Regions from separate parts of the Homo sapiens genome. Here region 2 is linked to region 1. Evidence: chromatin contacts called from ENCODE Hi-C or POLR2A ChIA-PET data. All regions are on one chromosome and are shown on one strand. The core of a region is the stretch at or near the end of the contact, and the rest is flanking DNA. Distances in the headings are between cores, read along the strand shown.

The links. Hi-C counts contacts between places; a loop is a spot of excess contacts on that map. ChIA-PET counts read pairs that join two places held with the same protein, here RNA polymerase II (POLR2A). Pooled maps may share reads with other maps.
Region 2: a loop to region 1 is called in a map of endothelial cell of umbilical vein, with 10 times the contacts of the local background. The contact joins the enhancer-like site here to the promoter of DHODH in region 1. A Hi-C loop is called at or near these places in 1 of 168 maps with a recorded cell type or tissue (endothelial cell of umbilical vein), 1 of 37 single-sample maps with no recorded cell type and 5 of 50 pooled maps. POLR2A ChIA-PET finds 5 or more read pairs at or near these places in 2 of 52 experiments (GM12878 and WTC11).

The regions. Positions count from the first base shown.
Region 1 is chr16:72,006,701-72,012,146 of GRCh38, forward strand. It overlaps DHODH (dihydroorotate dehydrogenase (quinone)), which reads left to right and starts at 2,044. Exons shown (of 9, transcript NM_001361.5): 1 at 2,044-2,085; 2 at 5,350-5,446. The coding sequence starts at 2,065. It also overlaps the pseudogene ATP5F1AP3. RefSeq lists silencers at 1,796-1,895, 1,839-2,038.
Region 2 is chr16:71,926,213-71,931,658 of GRCh38, forward strand. IST1 (IST1 factor associated with ESCRT-III) reads left to right here. Exons shown (of 10, transcript NM_001270975.2): 10 at 1,402-4,987. The coding sequence ends at 1,601. It overlaps PKD1L3 (polycystin 1 like 3, transient receptor potential channel interacting), which reads right to left. Exons shown (of 30, transcript NM_181536.2): 29 at 3,840-3,971; 30 at 3,326-3,466. The coding sequence ends at 3,326. Among named protein-coding and RNA genes, the nearest start is that of IST1, 33 kb to the left of the region's middle. Within about 2 kb of position 3,044, at least 11 of the 41 ENCODE cell types and tissues checked have a DNase peak (open chromatin) inside an H3K27ac peak, as active enhancers do; they include endothelial cell of umbilical vein, where a contact is called at or near this core.

The sequences.
Region 1 (5,446 bases), core at 794-3,293:
GTTTCTCCACAGGTGGTACCTCCACAGCCGCAGCCTCTGGACTGACTGGGACCGTTTCAAGCATTTTTAAATGAAACCTGATGTTGATGAAATCTCTGAAAGTCAAGTCAGGTATCTTACACAATGCTGTAATTTCATTTCAATCCTTTTCATAAAGGGTAAAGTCCTTGTATATATTCTTTCAATACATGCTTTATCTAAGACACAAGCACTCTATCAATAAAAGTTTTAATTTAAACGACCAAAAAATTGGTGAGAGAGTGCTCAGAACTGAGGATAAACATGTAAGTAGTTTTTTGTCCCAGATGAGCAATGATTTATGTTGACTAAGGTGTGCTGAATTAACTTATTCCATTAAAGTGTAAAGGGAAGACAGGTTGATAAGCATAACTTTTACCTTGATAAATGTTTTCAATGATTTCTATTGCATGTAGACTGAAACACCTAGCATGTAAATTATTGCAGTAGAATCTGTCTCTAAGTCTCAGCTGGGTCTGTGAATTTGTTCTAATTTGATAGCTTCATACAACTGATGAAGCTCAAAAATGGCTTGACTCAAGATATTTCATACACCTTTCTTTTGCTCTAATTTCTGCTACGACAATAACCCAGCTATTTCAGCTGATGGCGGGAACACTGCAACTGGACAAAAATGACACGGATGGGTGTAGAGCCTCCAAACAATAAGTATCTGATTAATGCTGTTGACACCTAAGTCTACAGAGGCTATTCTCCAACGGCCAGGACATCATTAGGTAAGACATTTCAAAATTCTTCGTGAGGGCACGATTGCTTCAGAGGACTACAAAGTGACACATTAGGTCGTCATAAATCACCGCAGTACCATCCTGGCTAACACGGTGAAACCCCGTCTCTAAAATACAAAACAATGAGCCGGGCATGGTTGCGGGCGCCTGTAGTCCCAGCTACTCGGGAGGCTGACGCAGGAGAATGGCGTGAACCCGGGAGGCGGAGCTTGTAGTGAGCCGAGATCGCGCCACTGCACTGCAGCCTGGGCAACAGAGCAAGACTCTGTCAAAAAAAAAAAAAAAAAAAAAAAAAAATCACCGCAGTAAACCACACTCCAACGGGCCTGCACACTCAGGGTCTTGATTAGAAACAGTATTTAAAAAAATACCTCCACATCTGTTGCACCACAATGCCAAGGTATAACCAGGGCCACTTTCTCCAGGAGGCACAACAGGCGCAGGGCCAGGGAAGGGCCTCTGACACTTTTAGGATCTCAAGAAATTTTTTTTTTTTGGTTATTTTTCTTTGTTTGTTTTTGAGACAGAGTCTTGCTTTGTCGCCCAGGCTGGAGTGCAGTGGTGCTATCTCGGCTCACTGCAACCTCCACCTTCTGGGTTCAAGCGATTCTCCTGCCTCAGCCTCCCGAGTACCTGGGATTACAGGCGCCTGCCACTACGCCCGGCTAATTTTTGTATTTTATTTTATTTTTTAGTAGACACGGGGTTTTGGGTGTTGACCAGGTCTCGAACTCCTGACCTCAAGTGATCTGCCTGCCTCAGCCTCCCAAAGTGCTGGGACTACAGGCGTGAGCCACCATGCCCGGCCTCAAGAAAATGTTTTAATTTCCTTAAAAAACCTTAAGAAAAATCAACTTTTAAGTTGAAAAAGTTTATATATTAACATATTCATCTTTATATCAACACAGCAGTAAAATTTATTTTTTAAAGTGATAAAAACTGTACAAATATTTCTGGTGTGAAACACAGTGTTTTGATGCTCGCGGACTCTTGGATTCGAGGCTGCGGTAGTACGGACAAACACCGTGCAGCGGCATCTCATCTCCGCCAACAGCCGGCGATCAAGCGGGCAGGCTGGGAGAGGGCGGGCGGAAGAGGCGTGGCCGCCGCTACTGCGCACGTGCACCCAACCAGAACCTGGGGGTGGTGCCGGGCCTTCCCCGCTGCGCGGAGGCGTCCTCTCAACCCTTCTGCCCGGCGACTGGTGGGTTGGCGGCTAAGGGGCGGAGACAAGAGGGGCCGCCACCATCTCCTCCAATGGAAGGGAGACAGGGGCGGGCTTAATGACGGAAGGAGCATGGCGTGGAGACACCTGAAAGTGAGTCCCGCGAGTGAGCAGTGTGGATGGGGGACCAGGGACCGGGGAGGGCGAGAACGGAGAGTCAGGCCGGGCGAGGCATGGACCGAAGGCGGCTCCGGGAGTGTGGGCCCCCCTGGGACGTGTGCGTGTTTCCGGGGTCTCCTGCAAATGCTCGTGCGTGTGCATTTGCACGTGGACTCGGTCAGGCGTGTGCAGACAGCGCCTGCAGGTCTGGGTGGGTGCTGATCTGAGTGTCTGCGCCTGGGCCATGTTTTTGAGCCTGGCACAGGGGTGCTTAGTGAACACATGACCGCCTAGCGTTGTGTGCCGGATCCAACGGGGAATGAAACTAGAGTAGGACATGCTCCCAACCCTTTTAGGTAAAGTTTTGTTAGGGGCGGGGGTCTCTGTGAAAAGTTCTTAGCTGTATCCCCGTATGTAATAGGTGTTCAGAGGCCGGGCGCGGTGGCTCACGCCTGTAATCCCAGCACTTTGGGAGGCCGAGGCGGGTGGATCATGAGGTCAGGAGATCGAGACCATCCTGGCTAACAAGGTGAAACCCCGTCTCTACTAAAAATACAAAAAATTAGCCGGGCGCGGTGGCGGGCGCCTGTAGTCCCAGCTACTCGGGAGGCTGAGGCAGGAGAATGGCGTGAACCCGGGAAGCGGAGCTTGCAGTGAGCCGAGATTGCGCCACTGCAGTCCGCAGTCCGGCCTGGGCGACAGAGCGAGACTCCGTCTCAAAAAAAAAAAAAAAAAAAAAAAAAATAGGTGTTCAGATATTTGTTGATTGACATGGTGGGGGGGAGTACAGTCTCCAAGGGAGGCAATGAATAACCTTGACTTTCTTTTTATATGTTTATTTGAGACGGAGTCTTGGGCTGTCGCCCAGGCTGGAGTGCAGTGGCGCGATCTTGGCTCACTGCAACCTCCGCCTCCCGGGTTCAACCGATTTTCCTGCCTCGGCCTCCTGCGTAGCTGAGATTACAGGCGCGCGCCACCACGACTGGCTAATTTTGGTATTTTTAGTAGAGACTGCAGTTTCACCATGTTGGTCAGGCTGGTCTCGAACTCCTCACCTCGTGAGCCTCCCAAAGTGCTGGGATTACTGGCGTGAGCCACCGCGCTCGGCCTGAGTCTCTTTTTAAAATAAATAAATGGAGAGAGATGGGATCTCACTGTGTTGCCCAGGCTGGTCTAGAACTATTGGCCTCAAGGGATCTTCCCGCCTCAGCCTCCCAAAGTGGTGGGATTACAGGCGTGGGCTACCGCGCCCAGCCAATGAATACTTGATCTACATGTCTTTAGCAGTTTGGAAGGATCCTTAAAAGCAAATCTAATCATGTCATTTCCTGGCTTAGGGAACAAAACCCAAATCTTTATTTTGGCCAAGACTCCTGCTCCTTTCTCCTGCCTCGTCTTAAGCCTTACTTTCCCTCACTCCTCTGTTCCAAACTTTCTCCCTTTTTCATTCTCTTCTGCTACTGAGAGAGCCTTTACACTTTTTCCTCTCCGTACTGCCTTCTGGTTAACTATTTTTTTAAATAATTGAACCAGAATAGGTTCAGAGAGACCCCCATCAACTCGTTTATCCCTTGAGTATCAGCTTTAAGTCATTTCCTTAAGGAAGCCTTTCCTTACCTCTAAGATTAGGTTGAATACTTCCATTACCTTATACTTTTTATCCTTCATCACAGTTGCTATGACTACATATTTGCATGATCATTAATTTCTGTCTGTCGCTTCATAAGATCACACTCTCCATGAGGGTAGGGGCAAGATCTGTTTTGTCATCTTTGCTCAATCAGTATTTGATGAATGACTGAACTAATGAATGAATAACTCAGCATGTGGCAGTGATAGAGAAAAGCATTGTGAACCACTTTTGATCCAATAAGATCTGAAGCTTCTGTTTTATATTTTACACCCCCGTTACCTTGAAATGGAATATATGTATAATGTCTTTGTATGTATACATTTTTGAGAGAGTCTGACTCTGTCGCCCAGGTGGAGTGCAGTGGTGTCATCCCGGCTCACTGCAGCCTGGACCTCCTGGGCTCAAGGGATCCACCCACTTCTGCCTCCCAAGTAGCTGAGACCGCAGGCGCACCACCATGCCTGGCTAATTTTTTATATTTTGTAGAGACGGGGTCTCACTATGTTCCCCAGGCTGGTCTCAAGCGCCTGAGCTCAAGCAGTCCTCCCACTTCAGCCTCCCAAAGTGCCGGGATTACAAGCATGAGCCACCAAGTCCAGCTATGTGCAATTTTTAAAAGCCAGCATAATTAATACCCTAACTGGAATATAAAGGAGAAAATGTAAAAGTAGTTTATATTAATAATAAAATTACATGTATTTCAGTATGTAAATATTGCTATGACTCCCCTAGTGAGATAGTTGTGTTTAAGTCTCTACTTAGAAATGCAGGTACACAGGTGTGTTACATATCAGGCACCCCAGGAAAGCACTGTACCATTCCCGATGAGATTTTCTGAAATGGTGAACAATTCTTGGGAATGTTCTATGTGAAACTGTACAGTTGTCCCTCAATTTACAAGATATTTGTACTGTATGTGAAAACCATGTAGAGGCTGGGCACGGTGGCTCATGCCTGTAATCCCAGCACTTTGGGAGGCCAAAGCAGGAGTACTGCTTGAGCCTAAGGGTTCAAGACCAGCCTGGGCAACATAAAGAGGCTCTATCTCTTCAAAAAATTGGCTGGGCTTGGTGGCATGTGCCTGTGGTCCCAGTTACTTGGGGAGGCTGAGGAGGGGAGGATTGCTTGAGACCAGGAGGTCAGGAAAGACAGTTTGTGTTTATGTGGTAAAATATAGTTTGGCTTAGATAATATGAACGGATAATTTTTACCCACACAAATGTCAGAATGTTCAAAAGTCACACAGGAAATGGGGCAGTTCATGTCAGATAGTCTCAAGCCAAGAAGGATGTCTGACTTTATGGATTCCTGCCCACCACATCTATTAGCATTACCCTGTCACTGTAACCAGTAGCAGTGTCCACCACGATCACCCTAGGGGACAGTACTGTCCCTCTTTAAATTTCTGGCCTGGAGTCCCAGGACAGCCTTTAGGGCCTGAAGAAGGTGTGTAGGCAGAAGTATAGATACAGCCTCTGACTGTAGAGACCAGTGTCAGCGGAAGGCTAAGGGCGTCTGTTTCATGTGACCTGCCGTTATGCCCTCTGTGTACCTGGGTGTGAAGGGCTCAGGAAGGGTGCTGCAGCCTGGCCTGGGGGACCCCCCTAATATGCTCTTTTTTGCAGAAGCGGGCCCAGGATGCTGTGATCATCCTGGGGGGAGGAGGACTTCTCTTCGCCTCCTACCTGATGGCCACGGGAGATGAGCGTTTCTATGCTGAAC
Region 2 (5,446 bases), core at 1,794-4,293, 79 kb before region 1:
CGGAGGTTGTAGTGAACCAAGATTATGCCATTGCACTCCAGCCTGGGCGACAGAGTGAGACTTTGTCTAAAAAGAATATAAATAATATTAGACAGTTGTCTTATGGAGATACAATTTACATTTTAAAAAAACTCATAGTTTTTTTTTTTTTTAGGCAGTCTTGCTCTGTCACCCAGGCTGGAATGCAGTGGCGTGATCTCGGCTCATTGCAAGCTCCACCTCCCGGGTTCACGCCATTCTCCTGCCTCAACCTCCCAAGTAGCTGGGACTACAGGCATCCCCCACCACGCCTGGCTAATTTTTTTTTGTATTTTTAGTAGAGATGGGGTTTCACCATGTTAGCCAGGATGGTCTTGATCTCCTGACCTTGTGATCTGCCCACATCGGCCTCCCAAAGTGCTGGGATTACAGGCGTGAGCCACCACGCCCGGCAAACCCATACATTTTAAGTGTATACACAGACAATTCCACTCTCTGATCAAGGTATACAACATTACTCTTACCTCAAAGTTCCCTTGTTGCCAGTCAACTCTGCCCTTCCCTCCAGAGTCAGAGCACTATTTTGATTTTTTTGTAATTTAGTTTTCCTGAATCTAGAACTTAAGGAAACATACAGTAGATGTGTGTGGGGGCATGATCTTAATATAAAATACTAGATGGAAGACTGGAAATACAGATCAGACTATTATAACAAAATAACTTGGACATTATATTCCTTTAAAAAAACTTTGCCCCCAATCCCTAAAGAATGTTGGTTCTTAAGGAAGCAGTGTTTGTTCTATCAGAATCCTATTATCACTCCTTGGACTTAGTTGGTAAAGTAACAGACCTTATGAAAAGGAACAGTCGATTGCTCTGTGGATGTGGCCCCATGTATCCCACTTTGATTTCCCTTAAACTTTTTTCTCACCACAGGAAAGTAAAACAGGATTCAACCCTAATTAGAAAATGTAGATATTAACTGTCATTCAAATGTTTATTAGCCTCTAGAATTAACTTTTTTTTAGCCAGATGCGGTGGCTCACACCTGTAATCCAGCACTTTGGGAGGCTGAGGTGTGTGGATCACTTGAGATCAGAGTTCAAGGCCAACCTGGTGAAACCCTCTCTCTACTAAAAATACAAAAATTAGCCAGGTGTGGTGGCATGCGCCTGTAATCCCAGCTACTCAGGAGGCTGAGGCAGGAGAATTGCCTGAACCCAGGAGGCAGAGGTGCAGTGAGCTGAGATCACGCCAACTGCACTCCAGCCTGGGTGACAGAGGGAGACTGTCTCAAAAAAAAAAAAAAAAGTTTGTGAACTAAGGTTTTCTCCTGTGTTTTGATCATTTTATTTTTACTGCCAAAGGGGATCTGAGTCATTTCTCTGGTATTTGTAACGTTGTGCTCCTTGCCCTAATTAGGTCCTGGACCCAAGCCAGAAGCCTCTGCAAAGCTTCCTTCCAGACCTGCAGATAACTATGACAACTTTGTCCTACCAGAGTTGCCATCTGTGCCAGACACACTACCAACTGCATCTGCTGGTGCCAGCACCTCAGCATCTGAAGACATTGACTTTGATGATCTTTCCCGGAGGTTTGAAGAGCTGAAAAAGAAAACATAGGTCTCTTAAACCAGGCAACTTTCACGTTTTGGGAGTTGAGACTGAGCAATTTCTCCTTGTAACAAAGAATCTCCATGAAATTCTGTTTCATCTGTTAACCGTCACTCAGCACAACACTCCCTCTGGGCTCTCTTCCTGCTCCTCCAGATTCTGCTGCTTTCCAGTTCTCTGTTGATCCTGAGACTAACAATTGGAGACTGAGGCCAGAGCAACTGGCTCCTGGCAGCTGTGCTTGTCCGTTTCCTGTCAGAGTGATCCCAGGTTTCCTCCTGGCCCGTCCCATGGTCCCTCCACAGGAGTGTGAGAGGATGGGGGAAGCACTGTGGGAAGACCACCAAAGATGGCTGGACAGTGGGAGAGAGCACGTTGTGAAGCATCCCAGCCTCGTGTTGAGGTTCCAGACTTAGAAACAGACCCCTCTGTACAGGGGGATTGTGGTGAGTGAGAATCAAGGCCACCTTGTGTGTTTTCTCACTCTCGAATGCAAGTGGGAGAGGGAAAATGACTCGGGACGCCATTGTAACGGTTCCTGGAAGCTGGGCCCTCTCATTGGCATATACAGTACTCCTCGCTGCAGGGCACTGTCCCACCGGGATCCAGTTGCAAAGTTTGTCTTGACAGTTGAAGGCCTCGCTTAGTTGTACTGGATTCTCAGGGAGCCCTCTGTGGCCTTTTGCTTTGCGTGCTGTTTCCCTTGTACCAGAGGGCGGCACCGTGGAAATTCTGTTTTCCCTGTAGCATATTGTGTTGGATTGCATTACTGGCAGAGAAAGGACAAGGTGCCATTCAAGTCCTAGGGTGGGCTTCCAGCTGCCTTAATAGAAGTACTCAAGTCTTTTGGGTAGTGAGCTGGAAAGCCTACAGGAAAAGAGGGGTACCTGTTTTCATTTGAAAACTTTGATTCATGGAACCTTTAAAACTAATCTCAGAAAAATTTTTGGTGCCCATGCAGCTGTAGTTGTTCACTGCTTTCCTGGATGGATGGGACTCTTATGTCATAACTTCTGTTACTCCTTTGGCCCATAGCTAAGGTCATCCTTCCCCACAGGGGTGGCTTTGGGATTGGATGATACAGCTTTTGCTTCTGTGTAGTATACCTGTACATACTTGTTTCAGGCAGCCTTTCTTTAATGTTTTCAGTTGGTTTGTATTCTGTAGCTCAGTAGCTGCTAATAAAGTTAAAGATCCTGTGTCCTGCTTTCTCTACTGTTTGGTCAGATGATGAAGTATAAATCTGGATTTTAGTGGAGAATATTTTAACCAAGTGATCCATGTAAACCAGCCCTTAGTTTCAGGATTCCTGGAGCAGTACAGAGCTCATTTTGATCTCTGTATTTAGATAGCCCAGATAGCATCTGTGAATTTCCTTGGTCTTCCTCAGTGGCAGGGCTCCGCATCTGCCATGCCTCATCCTTGGATGTTTATTTTTAGTAAGTTGCAGTGAGCTCACTTCTGACTGCTTCATTTCCCGCAGCCATCCTGGGCCATGGGTGGTGAGTTCTGTTACTTGCTGCTTGGCAGCAGAGCTAGTTTGTCTCGTAGTATTCTTGCATTGTTAATCCTATCTTGACAGTGCCAAGATCCATAAGAACTTGGGACCAAGGGGATTTTGATTCCTAACTTACAGAATTAAAAACAAAGTATATTATAATTTTAAAGCTATGCCATGCAAAGATAAGTAGTAATACGCTAATAAATACTAAGCCAAGTAGGAGATAACAGGATTAAGGTAGTTCATCTAAAACTTCAGTGTCACTGCCCACTGCTGTCGTGGCTGCTTGCTCAGATGAGGTTTTTTGGGGCCAACTGATTCCTAACAAATTTGAGAGCTTCTGTAGCAGTGTATCTATTAGTGCAGCTTCTTTCTGAGTATTGAAGACAAAAAGAGAAAAGTGAGAAAATTGAAATTACTGCTAATAGTGGAGTAAAAAAAGTACCAAAGATTTTTAAAAAATTAGTAAATGTAAAGATACTATTTCTTTAATAATTTGCAGTCAGGCATTGGAGTGTTTCCACTAATGGTTGCGAGCCAACTATTTATAGGACAATGGCTATAGAATATTATGTAGTCTTATAAATTGGGTTTCCTAGGAAGATAGCTGGCAGAGCTTTTGAAACTAATAAAGGGAATATGATACTGTGCATTATAAATTATGTCAGCCCGTCATCTTAGGGGCAGTTACAGTGGAGCTTTCCCAGTGATATAACAGCATGCTAGTTTATCTTTTAGTTACCTACCTTAAGCGACTTTCTTTCTTTTCCAAAGGCCATGAGAATGGCCGAAACGAAAAGATTAATTACCACAAGTACCATCAAGATGACACTGGTGAGGATCAGAAAGGTGCCCAGGACTGGGTCTAAAGCGAAAACCTGGGAAAACAATAAGAACACTTGCAGTGACTGACAATTTAGTTTATACTTTACAAACATAAGCTATATGCTAGTGTTTGGGATCTTATCAGAAGAAAAGCTTATCCGAAGGAAACTTAGGGAGAGAGTCAAAAGATAATAAGAAGGAAAATACTTTTAAATGGACAGAAGAGCAGGAATGACTCATTTTAAGGAGGTTAAGATAATTGTGACTGCAGGGCTTTCACAAGAAAACAGGTGAGTTGCAGTGGAATTGGAAATGATTCAAATGTCACATGAGTTTTGGCAAAAAATACATCTAATCATGGAAGCTAAAAGTGGGAGGGGGGTAAGCAAACACTGAAAGATTAAATGCATACCAGAAATGAGAATGCACACTGTCTCTGCCATATCAAGAAACTACAACCCTAAACACAGGAGCATTCCAATAAAAGTTAACAGGTTGGCCACAGAAAACTGGCTTTTTAGTATTTTTTTTTTTCCATTGTCATTTTTAAAGGTACAAGCATTGAGTTCTGCCATTCTTTACTTTTCTGCATACATAAATATCAAGTTCTGGGCTTATTGGAATGGTTCCCATAACAAAAACTGTTGTTTAAAATTTAGATGTTCTTTTTCAACAAATGGTATTTATTTTCCCTTGGTATTGGCCCATTCATTGTTGCCACTAGGGCACTGTTTAAAAATATCCCAACAGAGGGGTTGATTACAGTCAATGCCACCCTGATGGAAATCTATATGGCAAAATATTTTCAAGCACCAAACTGTTTTACCTACTTAAAAATGATTATTATAACAATTTCAGGTCAACCAGATAATGTGGGCAATCTCTGAGTTTGTGATACAAGACTTATTTCCAATAAGTTTATTTTTATGTACAATTTTACTGTTTATTTTTTGTTTGCTCTATTTGTTTTTTAATGTTTTTTACTTTATGTTTACTGTATTTTTATGTACAATTACATCCAAAGCAGAAAAGTTCCTTTTTTATCCCCAAAAGGAGGTGTCAGCAAAAATTTGTTACTCTGATTACTTCCTTCACAGCTTTAGGATACGAAGTGCTGCAGTGGCAAAGGCTCATCCCCTAGTTATTGGAGCTAGAACCACAACAGAACACAGCCTAGTCAGCCAAAACAGCAGTTACAGTTGTCCCTTAGTATCTGAGAGAGATTGGCGCCAGGGCCCCCACAGGTACCAAAATCTGAGGATGCTTAAGTCCCTTATTTTTATTTTTTAATTGCAAGCTTCCCTAAAGGTTAAGAAAGTGTCTTCTCCCCCACTTTTTTTTTTTTTTTTTTTTTTTGAAATGGTCTTGCTCTCACCCCGGCTGGAGTGCAGTGGCGTGATCTTGGCTCACTGCAACCTCCACCTCCCAGGTTCAAGCGATTCTCCTCAGTCAGTCTCCTGAGTGGCTGGGATTACAGGTTCCCACCACCATGCCTGGCTAATTTTTGTATTTTAGTAGAGACGGGATT